Regions from separate parts of the Homo sapiens genome. Here all the other regions are linked to region 5. Evidence: chromatin contacts called from ENCODE Hi-C or POLR2A ChIA-PET data. All regions are on one chromosome and are shown on one strand. Each heading gives the region's core, a stretch centred on a gene start or an enhancer-like site at or near the end of the contact. The rest is flanking DNA. Distances are from core to core; before and after follow the strand shown. Region 1 overlaps DLG2 (discs large MAGUK scaffold protein 2). Region 2 has its middle 25 kb from the start of LINC02695. Region 3 holds the start of LINC02695 (long intergenic non-protein coding RNA 2695). Region 4 overlaps ME3 (malic enzyme 3). Region 5 holds the start of CREBZF (CREB/ATF bZIP transcription factor).

Evidence for each region. A loop is a pair of places that touch in the nucleus more often than their neighbours do. ChIA-PET counts read pairs that join two places held with the same protein, here RNA polymerase II (POLR2A). Pooled maps may share reads with other maps.
Region 1: a loop to region 5 is called in a pooled map, with 4 times the contacts of the local background. The contact joins the enhancer-like site here to the promoter of CREBZF in region 5. A Hi-C loop is called at or near these places in 2 of 37 single-sample maps with no recorded cell type and 2 of 50 pooled maps. POLR2A ChIA-PET finds 5 or more read pairs at or near these places in 1 of 52 experiments (activated B cell).
Region 2: a loop to region 5 is called in a map with no recorded cell type, with 7 times the contacts of the local background. The contact joins the enhancer-like site here to the promoter of CREBZF in region 5. A Hi-C loop is called at or near these places in 3 of 37 single-sample maps with no recorded cell type and 7 of 50 pooled maps. POLR2A ChIA-PET finds 5 or more read pairs at or near these places in 1 of 52 experiments (GM12878).
Region 3: a map of CD4-positive, alpha-beta memory T cell shows a loop between it and region 5 (14-fold over the local background). The contact joins the promoter of LINC02695 here to the promoter of CREBZF in region 5. A Hi-C loop is called at or near these places in 1 of 168 maps with a recorded cell type or tissue (CD4-positive, alpha-beta memory T cell), 1 of 37 single-sample maps with no recorded cell type and 8 of 50 pooled maps.
Region 4: a pooled map shows a loop between it and region 5 (5-fold over the local background). The contact joins the enhancer-like site here to the promoter of CREBZF in region 5. A Hi-C loop is called at or near these places in 2 of 37 single-sample maps with no recorded cell type and 8 of 50 pooled maps.

The regions. Positions count from the first base shown.
Region 1 is chr11:85,109,051-85,111,750 of GRCh38, forward strand. It overlaps DLG2 (discs large MAGUK scaffold protein 2), which reads right to left. Exons shown (of 28, transcript NM_001142699.3): 6 at 2,611-2,685. Among named protein-coding and RNA genes, the nearest start is that of DLG2, 520 kb to the right of the region's middle. Within about 2 kb of position 1,426, at least 2 of the 41 ENCODE cell types and tissues checked have a DNase peak (open chromatin) inside an H3K27ac peak, as active enhancers do.
Region 2 is chr11:86,217,338-86,220,037 of GRCh38, forward strand. No RefSeq gene overlaps it. Among named protein-coding and RNA genes, the nearest start is that of LINC02695, 25 kb to the left of the region's middle. Within about 2 kb of position 1,299, at least 4 of the 41 ENCODE cell types and tissues checked have a DNase peak (open chromatin) inside an H3K27ac peak, as active enhancers do; they include GM12878, where a contact is called at or near this core.
Region 3 is chr11:86,192,218-86,194,917 of GRCh38, forward strand. It overlaps LINC02695 (long intergenic non-protein coding RNA 2695), which reads right to left and starts at 1,281. Exons shown (of 2, transcript XR_001748524.2): 1 at 1,216-1,281; 2 at 1-697.
Region 4 is chr11:86,591,826-86,594,525 of GRCh38, forward strand. All of the region lies in intron 2 of ME3 (malic enzyme 3), which reads right to left. Among named protein-coding and RNA genes, the nearest start is that of ME3, 79 kb to the right of the region's middle. Within about 2 kb of position 1,251, at least 19 of the 41 ENCODE cell types and tissues checked have a DNase peak (open chromatin) inside an H3K27ac peak, as active enhancers do.
Region 5 is chr11:85,663,801-85,666,500 of GRCh38, forward strand. It overlaps CREBZF (CREB/ATF bZIP transcription factor), which reads right to left and starts at 1,329. Exons shown (of 1, transcript NM_001039618.4): 1 at 1-1,329. The coding sequence starts at 1,075. The coding sequence ends at 11. RefSeq lists enhancers at 1-192, 303-592, 863-912.

The DNA.
Region 1 (2,700 bases), core at 176-2,675, 550 kb before region 5:
AATTCCCAGGAAAAAAAAATTCAACTGGCCCTGCTGGAATCAAATGTCTTCCTCCTGGATCAGTCAGTCCTGGCCAAGGGCAGGCTCACATAATCTAAACATGACCATCGGGAGCCCACCTCTGTGGACTGGGGGTTCTCTGCAGAGAAAGCAGATCGGTATCTGCTGCACAACTCCTTCAGAAAATATGTGTTTCACTGGGAGATATAATTACTTTTATGTAAATAGCAAAGTAAATTTATGAAACCAGTAGCCCCCAGTTCTATGGCAGAAATGAAAAAGAAACATCTACTTTCTGATTCTCTCACCTGACCACAGCACTGAGAATAAGACTTTAATGCTGGCGCTCTGACTTGTGATCTTCAGGAAGAGTCTTAAATGTAGTTGTTTATTTGTTCCTAAGGTTCTACAATACAACTAGGACCTAATCTGGGATTCCCAGATCCCAAGGGGTTCAACTCCAAGGGAATAATGAAAGATGAACGATTTATAATAATTCAAAAGACAGAATCCTAATTATGCAATTTCCTTGCAACAAGACTGCACAAAGTAATAAAATGTGAAAGTTCTTATATTAATATTTTGGGCTGAAATTACCAGTGTATTAGAGGATCAGAAATTCTTATTGGTATTATACATGATTGTGTTTGATTTACATAGGATTACTGCCTTATTCATGTTTATATTTCCAGCAATTGGCATAGTACTAGACACAACTGAATGGAATTACTAAACTTTGTAGCTTGAAAACAAAATTTCTGAAAACACACGTTCTATGGTATTCTCTTAGGAGAAAAGTGTTAAAGAATGATGAAGAGGAGAAATAGAAACTACCAGCCTAAGAGGGTAAAATACCATTATTAATCCTCTTTACCAAGAAATCTGAGAGCTGTGAAATAATTTATTAAAACTTACTAAAGAGAAAAATCAACATATAGGAGATTCACATATTGAAACTTAACTCCCAGAATTTCTGCCATGTACCAGGGATTTTACTAGCTGTGGATATACTAGGACCCCAAGGAGCACATTGTCTCCATGGAGAAACAGATGTAGGAATCAGTAGTTATGAAATGATACCATCAGGGATACAATAAAAGAAGTGTTCTATTTATGAACAAATAATAGAATTATTAAAACACATCCTTTCTCAGTTCAAGATCAGCCTGTTCAACAGGGCAAAACCTCGTTATTTACCAAAAATACGAAAAAAAAAATTAGCTGGGCTTAGTGGCATGCACCTGTAATCCCAGCTACTTGGGGAGGCTGAGGCACAAGAATCACTTGAATCCAGGAGGTGGAGGCTGCAGTGAGCCAAGATCATGCCACTACACTCCAGCCTGGGCAACAGAGTAAAACTCTGTCTCAAAAATAAAAACCAAAACCAAAAACAGAAAAACCACATCCTTTCTCTATCATAAGTAGTCCCTAAGCATGCACTCTCCTCTGATCATCTGCTCAAAAATTAACATTTTTATTCTCTGAGTCTCCAGCACATCTGGGCTCCCTCTGCACTGCAGGAATACCTCCAAAATTTAGCATCACCATCTCTCCTTCACTAAAGGTGATCCCACTTTCTCCCCCCTGCCACAGATAAACAAAAACTGAGGAAAAAAGCTTAATCTCTTACACAATCTGAGTGAAAATCAGGCTCCCCCAGGCTTACTGCTAACATAGTTGTAAGACATGTTATGTCAGTCCAGTCGTATCTTTCAGCACATGGTACCTCAACAATAGATAAAGATATTTAGGAAGCTCCACATATTACTTTTCCATTGCCTACAAGGGGAGTCAAATGAGGAGAATTTCCAAAAGGTAACTTTCTAATTTTTTGTCTCCATCATACACAAATTATTTCATGACAGCTAAACTCATTTACAGTACACGTAATTCCAAGAGACACCACTGTCATTTCTATTAGGCAATCCATGTATTACAGAGTATCATACATTCAGCCACTTTCTTCACACACTTCAGAGTACAGAAGTAGTAGCATGAGTACATGAAAGGAGAAGTAGGATGTCTGGGATCTGTTCCCAGTGCTACAATTGATGCACTATTCTTACTCCCTTTGCATTGAAATCTCCCATCTGTAGCACAAGGATAATGACATAGTACCTGTTTGTTTCTAAGGCACTGGAAAATTCTCTGGTAGAAGATACTATGCAAATGCAGAGACTATTATTACACCAGGAAGACTTGAAAATTGCAAGTTGGTGTGCTCATGACTATTAAGCAGTTGACACAGTGACAAAAGAGAGAGCATCTTTCTTCAAGGCATCTAAAATCAAGTATTGCTGAATATGCAGCTATTCTGAAAAACATATGTGCAAATATATTCGTTTTAATGACCTTCCAACTCTAACTCATCAATAACCCATTTAAAGCAATCCTTTCCAAGTTATCCTGACTCCAACAAAATGCATGGAATCCCTAATCACTGATATTTTTTATAATGCAAAGCTTTCTGAAAGATTATTCTTTCTCCTTGCAAAATATTTGCTTTACTCCAGAATTTCAGAGAGCATTCTGGCTCATTCCACTAAGATTATTCCAAAATATAAAAACATTTATCCTTCAATCTGCTAATCTTGGAATAATCAAACTTACAGTACAGTGGTGGACAGGCATCCAAGCAGGGGCTTCCACTGAACAATTCTGGGCTGGGCATCTGCCTTGGTTTTGCTGCAAATAAGTAAA
Region 2 (2,700 bases), core at 49-2,548, 550 kb after region 5:
AATAAATAAATAGAATAAAATAGGAGATATTAGAAATTAGAAGTATGTAAATGATAGGATAAGAAGTTATTGTGTTAGAACCCATAGGCCTTCATATTAAATTATTTTAATATCAGATGGCATGCTAGAATAATAATGTGACTCCTATAACTGGAACCATAGAATAGAATTTTTTAAATGCTCTCTGAATGTATAAAGAAAAAATAAGATTTAATTGTGACATTCTGACACCCACATGCTAGGGTAAGTTCAACACCTGTGCAGGCTGCCTTCCCTCCCAGACAGTTGTGTCTGAACACCACCGTGGACTAAAACTAACAAAACTAACAATTTATGATATTGGCACCCTTCTTCCCTATGTCATTCACAGGTCTGCTTCATTCCTACGGATTAAACACCTCTCCAGGATCCTAGATTCAAGCCATTGCTTCTCGCATTTCCACCTTCTCACTCCTAAATTAAATGAGGGCTGGCTCTGTCCAAGAACACAATCTTTACTTTGTAGAGAAGGTATCTACCTCACAATTGGCTTTGCATTTCTCCAAATTCCAGACTTCTGCTGGCAGGATGTTCTAGTCCCAAAAGTGACTCCTGGCGAGGCCAGATTCTGTTCCCACCATAAGGGATGGAGCCTCACAAATATGCAGCTATGTGCCTTTGTAGTCTCAGCCTCTCAAGAGTACATTTTCTTTAGAAATAGTTATCCATCTCTGCCTGTTGGTAATCACTAATTAAAGGTTTGGGTAAGATTTCCTCGCAGCAAGAATCCTGCTATGAATTTCCTTCCTCCTAAATCTTAGTCCCTTGCGAGACCACACCAGATGCCAATCTTGTACAATTAGGAGGTGGATTCAGAATCTGCCAGGATTCTGAATCCTGCATGTGACTGCACAAGCTTCTCATCCAACACATACACAGAGGACGCTGGACAAACGCCTATGCTTTGCTGCCAGTTCATGCTGGGCTCCAAACCCTATCAGATCTCTTGCCTCAGCAGCTGGACTGAACAAAGTGGACTCCCTGAGGTTACTTTTGCCCTCCTGACTTGAGAACGTCCCAGACACCAATCCCAAGGCAGTGAAGAGATGAAAAGATGAAAGCATTACAAGAGTTAACAAAAGCCGAGTCGCCAGAGGTCACTGACGGGGAAAGTCTCTCAGCCCACTTCTGTTTATAACCACTTTATTCCTTCAACAGAATCCCCTGCAGAATCATTTCTCTAAAACCTCCATCTATATCTGAAATCCCCATTTTGTCCTGGAGTCTCTTCAGAGATCTTTTTTCTTTGGAAGGAAGGACGGAAGCCTTGAGCACCCCCTGGAGGTAGGCGTGTGCTAGTAAGCGTCTCCTTGGACTGTGGTTCTTTTTGTACCAGTTGGTAGTAGCTTTCGTACCAGTTCGTTGATACTTTTGTCACCTGGATTGCTGACTTTCGCTGGTTTCCAGTGCTGCCTCTAGGTGACCTATCTACAACTTCTATGACAGCTGACTGTCATAGGGGCTTCCACCTTCTTTGTATTCTAGCCTTGATAAGGGGAAGGATCCCTTGCCCTGCTGCAGAAATAAAACAGCCTGTTTCTCAGCCTTGTCCTCCATTTTCTCCTGTAAGACAGTTTGTTACTCATACAATTCTACTTGACATCTCTCCAACTTGCGTTGCTCCCTTCTTCTGTATCCTTATTACTGCTCTTCAATTTGTGTAAAATTATTGTCCTACCTTCAGCCCTTATCCTTATGAAAACCTTTTCCATTCTTTAAAAGCCCAGTTCACTGGCCACTTTCCCCACACCTACCTCTGAAATCCTGTAAAACTTATTTACAAAGTTCTTATCATACACTGCCTTGTATTTTAGTTATATCTGTATATATTATCTTACTGTATCCAACCAATTACCCAGCACGGTGTCTAAGATGCAGTATTCAGTTAATAATCATTAGATAAAAGTTGAATTAAGTTGTTGAGGGCTGTTTTCAAACACCCAATTTTCTAAGAATAGAGAAAACATTACTGTTAAAGATGAAAAAATACAAAGAAAGGAAGAAATAGAAGAAAGAGATGGGGCAGACAGAGATACAGGAAAGAATGGTGACTATGTAACTATAAGTCATGACGAATTCTCTCCTGAGAATACCAGTATGTTATAGAAAGAACACTGACTAAGTGTCAGAAAACTCAGCTCAAGTCCCATTTGGTTTTTAATGAACTGAATGATCACTAACCTACTCTCTGGGCCTCAGCGTTTTCTCTAAAGAACCAAAGCAGTGGGTTATATGACCTCTGAAGTTTATTACCATGTTGACATTGTATGACCATCTCTCTATTCAAGCATAGTGGTAGGATGGCGCTCAGATTGCACCTGTCACAGAGACTGGCATACTATGTGTGCTAATAAGTGCCAGTTCCTCTTTTCTTCGCACATAATGGAAATATTCTGCAACATTCTCAATTTTAATAAGGAGAAAAGTTCATCTTTATCCATTGAGGATAACATGGTAAAAGAGAATTGTACTACGTATTTAATTTAATTTTATGGAAGAATTTTTCAGTGGTTAAGTCTATTTTTAATTCCAGGTCTTGCCATATGCTGTTTCAAGGGGAAGCTTCTATTCTACAACAAACTACTTTTTGAGTCAAATGAAGAACTGAAAAATAGTTAGGCTTAAACAAATTCTTAGTCAACCACATCATGGTCTGGAAAG
Region 3 (2,700 bases), core at 31-2,530, 530 kb after region 5:
CTCCTTCTCTGAGATTTGCAGTCTCTTGGTTTATAAAGTGAGTATAACTTTTTTGTTTTTCAGGATTAATGTTAGAATTAGGCAATACTGGCTACATAATTTGTGAGGCCCAGTGCAAAATGAAAATGCAGGATGGCCCCTTGTAAAGTAATTATTAAAAATTTCAAGAGAGCAACAGCAGGGCATTAAACTCAGTATGGGGCTCTGTTTTTGGGAGGCACCAAACACCCAAACCATATCAGGATGTGAAACCATCTTTGGGGGACCATTATTCAGCCTACACAATAACAATATTCTTATTCTTATTATTTTGTTGTCCTTATTTCATGCTTCAGTGGTTTCAGAATAAAGTTCAAACTCTTTTCCAGGACATGGCTAGCCCATTGTGATCTGACCCATGCCTATCATTCTAATTTCAATTCTTTCTATCCCCCCACATGCATTGAACACTCCAGTAACATTGAACAACTTGTGATTTTTCCACTGCAATCTGCTGTCACTTGCTGACCAGCCTCTTTCATACTGTTATTTCTGCACAGAATATTCTCCCCCATTTCCCCTTTTCACCATTCTTCTTCTCTTTCAGTTCTGTCTGATTTTATTGTTGTTGTTTTTAATACTTAGCCCAGGTTTTCTCCTTGGAAAACTTCTCTCCACCACTTATGATCTTGGAAAAGTTTCTTCTCTATTTTCACATCTAAAGAATGAAAATCACAGAATAACACCTGCATTATTATGAGGCTCAAATGACATAATCCACATAAAGCACTTGGCAGACTGCCTGCCAGGTGGTAAGTGCCCACAAAAAAATTATCTGTAATTATCGTAAATATTCTTTGACCTTCCCCCATGGTGATATAAGAGCTTTCTCCTCTGTCCTCTACTAGCAACCAGAGCATAGAAGGTGGCAGGCTTTCCTGTAATTTACTGCTCATGTGTAAGTCTGTTCTGCTGTACTGACCATTCTTTGAGATCAAGAGCTCAATTGTTCATTTCCATATCTTTAGTGCCTAGCACAGGGTTTGGACATATGGCAAGTTAATACTTATTGAAGCAAAATAGGGAAATAATTATTAAGAGGACACATGCTAATTCTGTTCTCAGAATATTTTTTAAAACATTCATTCCATTCTTATGTTCCTGCAGTACAAGTCTAAAAATATTTCATTTGTCTACCTTCTATTTAAATAAAAGTGCAGCATTAACAAAACCTACCCTGTTGAGCCAAATTTCCTTTTGTCTTGCTTTGCTCTAGTCACTTCCTCTTTTTTTTCTTTCTACTTCCTCCTGGTAAAGGTCATTTCTTTCTGTGTCATAATCTCACCTTTTTTTTTAAAAAAATAATGTCAATGTTTTTCCCAAAATATGCATTCCCAGAAAGCTGCGTAGTCGTTACCCGTAACAAGGAAAACCCCACCCTTCCTGTCCCCCGCTGTGCTGCAGCCCTTGAAGTCTCCAGGGTATCTGTAACCTTAGCATGGAGTCAGTATGAGCTCCCTCTCCTGGCAGGTTATAGTCATGCTAAAGCTAGACACGGCTAGAGTATCCCAGTCACACATCCAGAAATGATTATAAAGCATGAGATAACCCAGGCCTTTCTGTTCCCTGAGCTCAGATTTAAGGCAGGTGTGGGGCTATCTAATTTGTTTGTAAAATCATTCGCTTGACAGGCATCACAGAGATCTGAATCCCATCCTACTGCTTGGAGGAAAGAAGCTGCACCGTTTATGAAAAGAATAAGAATTTGGATTTGTGCCCTGTTCTACCACTTATCTAGCTGGCTGCTCTTTTGTCAAATTACTAATACCTGCAAGCCTCTGGATCTTCAACTTTAGGGTAACATTAGACCTATTTCACCTACCTTATAGGGTAGATGTAAATTTTAAAAACAATATAAAAACGGTGCTACTTATTGGGTAATAGCTATGCTTCAGGCACTGATAGGTGCATTATCCCTATTTTGTATATGAGAAAACCACAGTTCAAGCAGTTGTCACATAGTAACTCTGTTAACACATGGAGAGCCAGGATTCATACCCAGGTCTTTCTGACTCAAAAGCCTTTCTTGATGTTTTCCCTTTAATTATACCAGACTAATGTTCCTGAATCATGCATCTGAAAACATTTGGGGGAAAACAAAAGTAAAATTCTATACTACGAAGGTAAATTTTTATTTTATAGATGTTGAAATTGAGGCCCAGAGAAGCGCAGTAACTTTCCCTAGGAGTTGGTGGCAAATACAACTCAGTAGTTTATTAAGGACTCAATAGTATTTACCCAATAGGGCTAGCAAGTGTGCAGGCTACTCGGGTGTTAAAATGTAGCTGCACCCAGGTGAAAGGGCAATCCAATAAAGGTTTCAGGTACTTTACACTTTTTTTCACATGCTTTCCACTTCATGGTTGCACTGGACAGCTTAGGTGATACAATCTCAATGATACTGTCCAGATCACGAGGGTTTCCTGAGTCCTTGTTGTGAAACACAGGAGGCCCTCTGTGTGACTTGGTCCCAGCATCAATTTCCAGCTTCATCTCTCATTAGGTCTCCTGGGTCATCATCTAGCTCCAAACCTCCTCCTCAGTCATAATGAACTGCTTGCAGCTCCTGGAATGCATCACATGGATTTGTGCCTCAGAACCTCCATTCCTTTACCTAGAATATATTTCACCCGCTGAGCATCTACTTATTTTCCAAGACTC
Region 4 (2,700 bases), core at 1-2,500, 930 kb after region 5:
GAAAGACCTGCTCCTGTGACTCAATTACCTCCCACCGAGTCTCTCCCACAACACGTGGGAATTCAAGATGAGATTTGGGTGGGGACACAGCCAAACCATATCAGACATCTAGAGTCCAGAACTGTGAGAAAATAAATTTCTATTGTTTAAGCCACCTAGTCTGCAGTGTTTTGTTATGGGAGCCTGAGCAAACTAATACACTTCCTATGAAGAAAATCTCACGTGAAGTCCAAGCCTGTCTGGTCTAAGAGAAAAAAGTCACCACCTGAGAACTGGGACCACATTCTTTGTTCTAATTGTTCCAGCTAGTCCAGCTTCTCCACTAACCTACTTAATCATTACAGACATGGGCACTGTGACAATGATGGCCAGGTGTGTTGGGAATTCAATCACTTGAACAAGAATGTCCCTGGGTTATAACATCCAGGCTGCTGCTTTTTTTTCTAAAGCACCAGACAATTGCTTCACAAAGTTCCCAATAACTCAGCTCTCACCACTTGCTCAAAGCCAGTTTCTTAGGCCTTGAGGGGGGGAAATAGGCTATTTAAACTCAAATGACTATTGAGCTTTGTTGACAAAATACCACTTGGAAGAATAATGTAAATGGAATCCATCTTCAAGGAAGCAAATGTCAAGGAGCACTTCACAAAACCCATGTTCCTCTAGCCACAGTGACTTCATTACTACATCTGAGGGGAGAGAAGTGTGAGTTTAATTAGGTAAACATAGAGACAGTGTTTGGGAATCTCATTGTAACCAGTGAGAAGGCAAGGTTTTCATAGACAATTGCTGGATGCAACTAGGTCAGTCTCCAGATCTGAAATTAAACCCTTTATCTAAGGGTTACTACTTAAGCCAGCAACAAAGGAGCATTTTACCCAATTCCCACTCAGATTTAGAGATGTCAAGTTTTCCTTGTTTCTGACTAGCAACAACAGAAGAAATTAAAACAGCTCAGTCTGGAATATCCCAGGAACCCCCAAACTTAGCAAGATTTGGGGAATATACCACCTAGTCACTCCTTCAGAAAGGGGCACAGTGATGGGGGAGAGCACAGAACGCAGGCATCAAACACACCTGCATTTGAGTCCTGGCTCCATGGGTTACTAAGTGTGTGACTGTGAGCCAGTTATTTAACCTTCCATAGGCCTCAGCTCCCTTATCTATTAACCTGGTGAAATGCAGACCCCTCTGCATGGGGTTACAAGGTTTCAGCATGACTGGGTATGAAAAGAGAACAAAGAAGCTTCCTGGAGATGACTGTGGCCTTGGCTCACTGCCAGGAAAATGACTCATTTCTGTATGCCAGGGTTATAGTTCACTGTTACCCTGACAAATGAATGTGGAAGACCCATGATTTCCTCCACCCTCCTTCACTCACATAGTAAAAGTTAGCTACTGCCTGCAACATACCAGGCACCGTACAACACGAAACTGTAGGCTCCCCCTCCAGGAAGTGACAATGTCATTCCTAACCTGTTGGAATTTTAACACCTGTCATAAAAGGATCTCATGATGCTTTGAATACTTTCTCGAAAGGTGTCACATGCTGCAAGAATAGTAAGGACAGCAACAGCTATCATTTCCTACTTGGGTTGCATGTTTAATATTTCGTAAAACAATACTTTCACATATATCATATGAGCCCCACAAAGGCTCCAGAACTTCAGCATACAACCAGTAAGTTGCAGAACTGGATCACAAGCCCGACCTCCATCTCCCTAAGTTCAATAGGAATTTTCTGATACATTTTCTCCCAAGTTTGAAAGTAATATTACGCACAGAAAAGTTGGAAAAAAATAACCACACCTTATTTTCATCACCCAGAGATAGCCACTGTATCATTTTGTTCTATTTTCTTCCTATCTTTTTTCTATGCTTAAAAAAATTTTATTTAAACAAACTTGAGATCATACTATGTATAAAATTTTTTAGTCTTTTTTCCCCACTAAAAATGTTATGATTAGCATTTTCCCACATACTAAAACTTCAGCCTAAAATGTTATTAAAAAACAGAAAAACACAGCAAGCTTTATCTAGTAATTCCTGTTTTATATAATTGTTTCCAAACTTCCACAATTATGAATTATGCTGTAATGAGCACAAAACTTTTTGTTTCTGATTTTTCTTCAGATTGAACTATAAGTGTACTTAAGAGACTGATGACTCATTCTTTCATTCAACAAATATTTAATAAGCACCGACTAGGTACTGGATACCATTATAAACTGACGATACAGTAATAAGGAAACAAAGTAAAAAAACAGACAAGATATCCCTGCCTTCATGAAACTTACATTCTAGAGATATCAACAGTTTTAAGTATCTGTACGCATACTGTCAAATCACTTTTAGAAAGGTCGAACTATTTTATAACTCCAGTACATAAGTAGCTGTCTTACTACATTTTCACCAATGCTGAGTATTATGATTTAAAATTGTTGCTAATTTATAACACTTAATAAAAATATTGCATTCCTTAGAGATTTTTCTCCTTTGCTCTCTACCTCCATATATTCACCTCATCATAAAATACAAGTACATTGAAGAGACATTTAAGTTATCATCCAAAGTTGGTCTCCTAGCTGGGCATAATGACTCACAGCTATAATCCCAGCACTTTGGGAGGCCAAGGTGGGTGAAGCACTTGAGCCCAGGTGTTTGAGACCAACCTGGGCAACATAAAAACACCCCATCTCT
Region 5 (2,700 bases), core at 79-2,578:
TTACTTGACCCTACATTTTAAGAGAAGACGACGCCTTCCGGGCGCACGCCGAGCAGAACTCCACCGACACCTTATCCTTGTCCACATGGAGACAGACTCCTCCCGCCGAGTCGTCCTCTTCCAGCAGGTCCTGCTTCTGCTTTCCCACCGGCAGAGCGTAGTCGTGGTCACCGGCGGGCGAGTCTCTGAAGAGCGAGGTGGTCAGCCGCAGTCCCACGCCGCTCAGCCGGCTCAGCAAGCGAGCCAGTCCAGTCTCGTTGGCTAAGACTGCCCGTAGGTAGCGACTCTCCTCCTGCAGTGCCTGTACGCGTTTGCCCAGCTCCCGATTCTCGGCCCGCAGCTCCTGGTTCTCGGCTGCCAGACCCCGGACTCGACTCTCCAGCCCCATCACGTACTCCTTCTTCTTCAGTCGATTAAGGCGGGCAGCGGCCGCCGCCGCCTTCCGGGGACTCTTTGTCGCCGCCTGGTTGTTGTCGTTACCGCTGCCGCCACCGCCGCCTCCTCCTGGGGACTTTCTCCGCCTCTTTTCGGCGCTGCCACTGTCACTGCTGCTGCTGCAGCCTCCGATACCGTTTAACAGCCTTTGCAGCAGGTCAGAGAAGCGCTGCATTTCAGCAGCCGCGGCCTCATCGTCATCGTCCCCTCTCCACAGGCCGCCGCTATCCGAGCCTCCGCCAGACGAGGAGAGAGGCCCCGGCGAGCTAAGCCCGGGGTCCAGGTGCCAGTCCGGTTGCCTGGGGTCCAGGAGATCCGCCAGTTCCAGCCCAGACAGAAAGTCCATATCCTCCGTCTCTTCCCCCGGGAGGCTGGCGATCGCCTCCTCCTCCATCTCCTCGGGGGAGGGCGCGCGCACGGCCACGCCGCCGCGGCTCCCCCTCCCGGCTTCCAACTCTCCTTCGTCGCCAAACTGCTGCTTGCGGCCGGGAGATCCGGCCGCCGCCGTCTCCTCCTCCCCCGCTGCAGCCCGGGTCAGGTCAGAGGGCAGCGAACAAGTTGCAGCCGGCTCCGGGCTCTCACTGCGGGTTGGGGAGTTGCTGCCCGAGGCTGCCAGCAGCTTGGTCAGGCTATGCCTCATGAGGGCCAGCGGCGGGCCGCGGTAGGCCCCGGCCGCTAAGAGTGGGCCTCACGGGCCCCAAGGATCCCAGGCCCCAGGGCGGGTAGCCCCCGGCACTGGCCGAAACGAAATGCAGGGAAAGGTCCGAGTCGCCTCCCGCCTCACTTGGCTAGTCGACCCCCCGCGCCAAGGCGCGGGGAGGGACGGGAGAACGAAGCGGTGAGGCCCTGCGATGACTCGACCGCGCCACCCAGACAACGGCGTAGCCGGAAGTCAGTGGTTTTCGCCCCAGTCCCGCCCACCGCGTTTCGCGCGCCACCAGGCCGTAGTGTCGCGAGATTTCAGGGTGCTTTAGAGTGGGAATAATTCCAGCTTTCTAGTGATGTCATAATAACAGCGGCAAAAATAACAAGTCTCTAGATTTATCCACCCTAATTCAATACCACCCAATACCCAGACTCAACAGTTCAACACAACATTTTGCTATATTTGCTTTATCTTTACATAAATGCTTGTAAATTTTTTTTTTGCTGAATCATCCTAAAGTTGCAGATGAGACACCACACCCCTGCGTACTTCAGTGTGCATCTCTAAAAATAAGGACTTTTTTTTCATAATCATAATACTATTACCAAGTCTTCAGAAAATTAACAATCGTTTACTAATACTATTTAATACCTGGGCCATACTAGATGTCCTCAGTTGGATAATGGATATGCTAGTTACCCTAACCTGATCACTACATTCCATATGTATAGAAATATCACTATGTACCCAATGAATATGACAGTTATTATTTGTCAATTAAAAAAAATTAAAACCAAAGCAAAATGAATGTAGAATACAACATTGCTTACAAAAATTGTCTTCAGTTGTTCTTGCCATTTTTGTAAGTAGATGTTTTCACTTGAGCCAAAATCCAATCAGTACTGACTTACTGCATTTGGGTAACAAACAAACAAAAACTCTGACAAATAGAGCCAGGAAAGGCTATGAAGAGAGGGTACTCATGCTTGTATGCCTGAAAACAAAGACTGTAAAAACCACAACGTTGCACAAAGACCATCACGACCTTATACAAAACCTCTGCAAGGATGTCTGCCCAGAAACTGCCTGTCCAACCTTTAACTGACGTCACCCTTGTTATTGACCTTTGTAGCTAAGATAATTAGTTCAAAACAATGTGTAACCATCCTCATTTTTTTTTCCTTTAAAACTCTTTGTCTTCCTTCGTCTTCCTGAATACACACATAGTTTACTATGGCATGCGTTTTCCCACTGAAATGCTCCATTCTCAAAACATGTCTTTTATTTTAGAGACCTTTTCTGTTTGTTATTTAGGTTCACATCCCACAAGGGATTTCAGATTTGAAGCAGTTTACAAATACAGATATTTAGGTTCACATCCCACAAGGGATTTGAGATTTGAAGCAGTTTACAAGTACATTAGAATATAGTAAAACAAAACATTTTGAATTTTTAAAAAGCAAGGCCAATAAAAGATGAACTAGGAAGAGAAGGATTTCTGAAAGGGGAAAAGGTTAATCTTGGAATTGGATGGATGCAATATCTTACTCAGTTGTTTGAATTGGGCTAAAAATTGTTTCCTGACAGCCCAAACAAAAAAAGAGAAATGAATTTTCCTT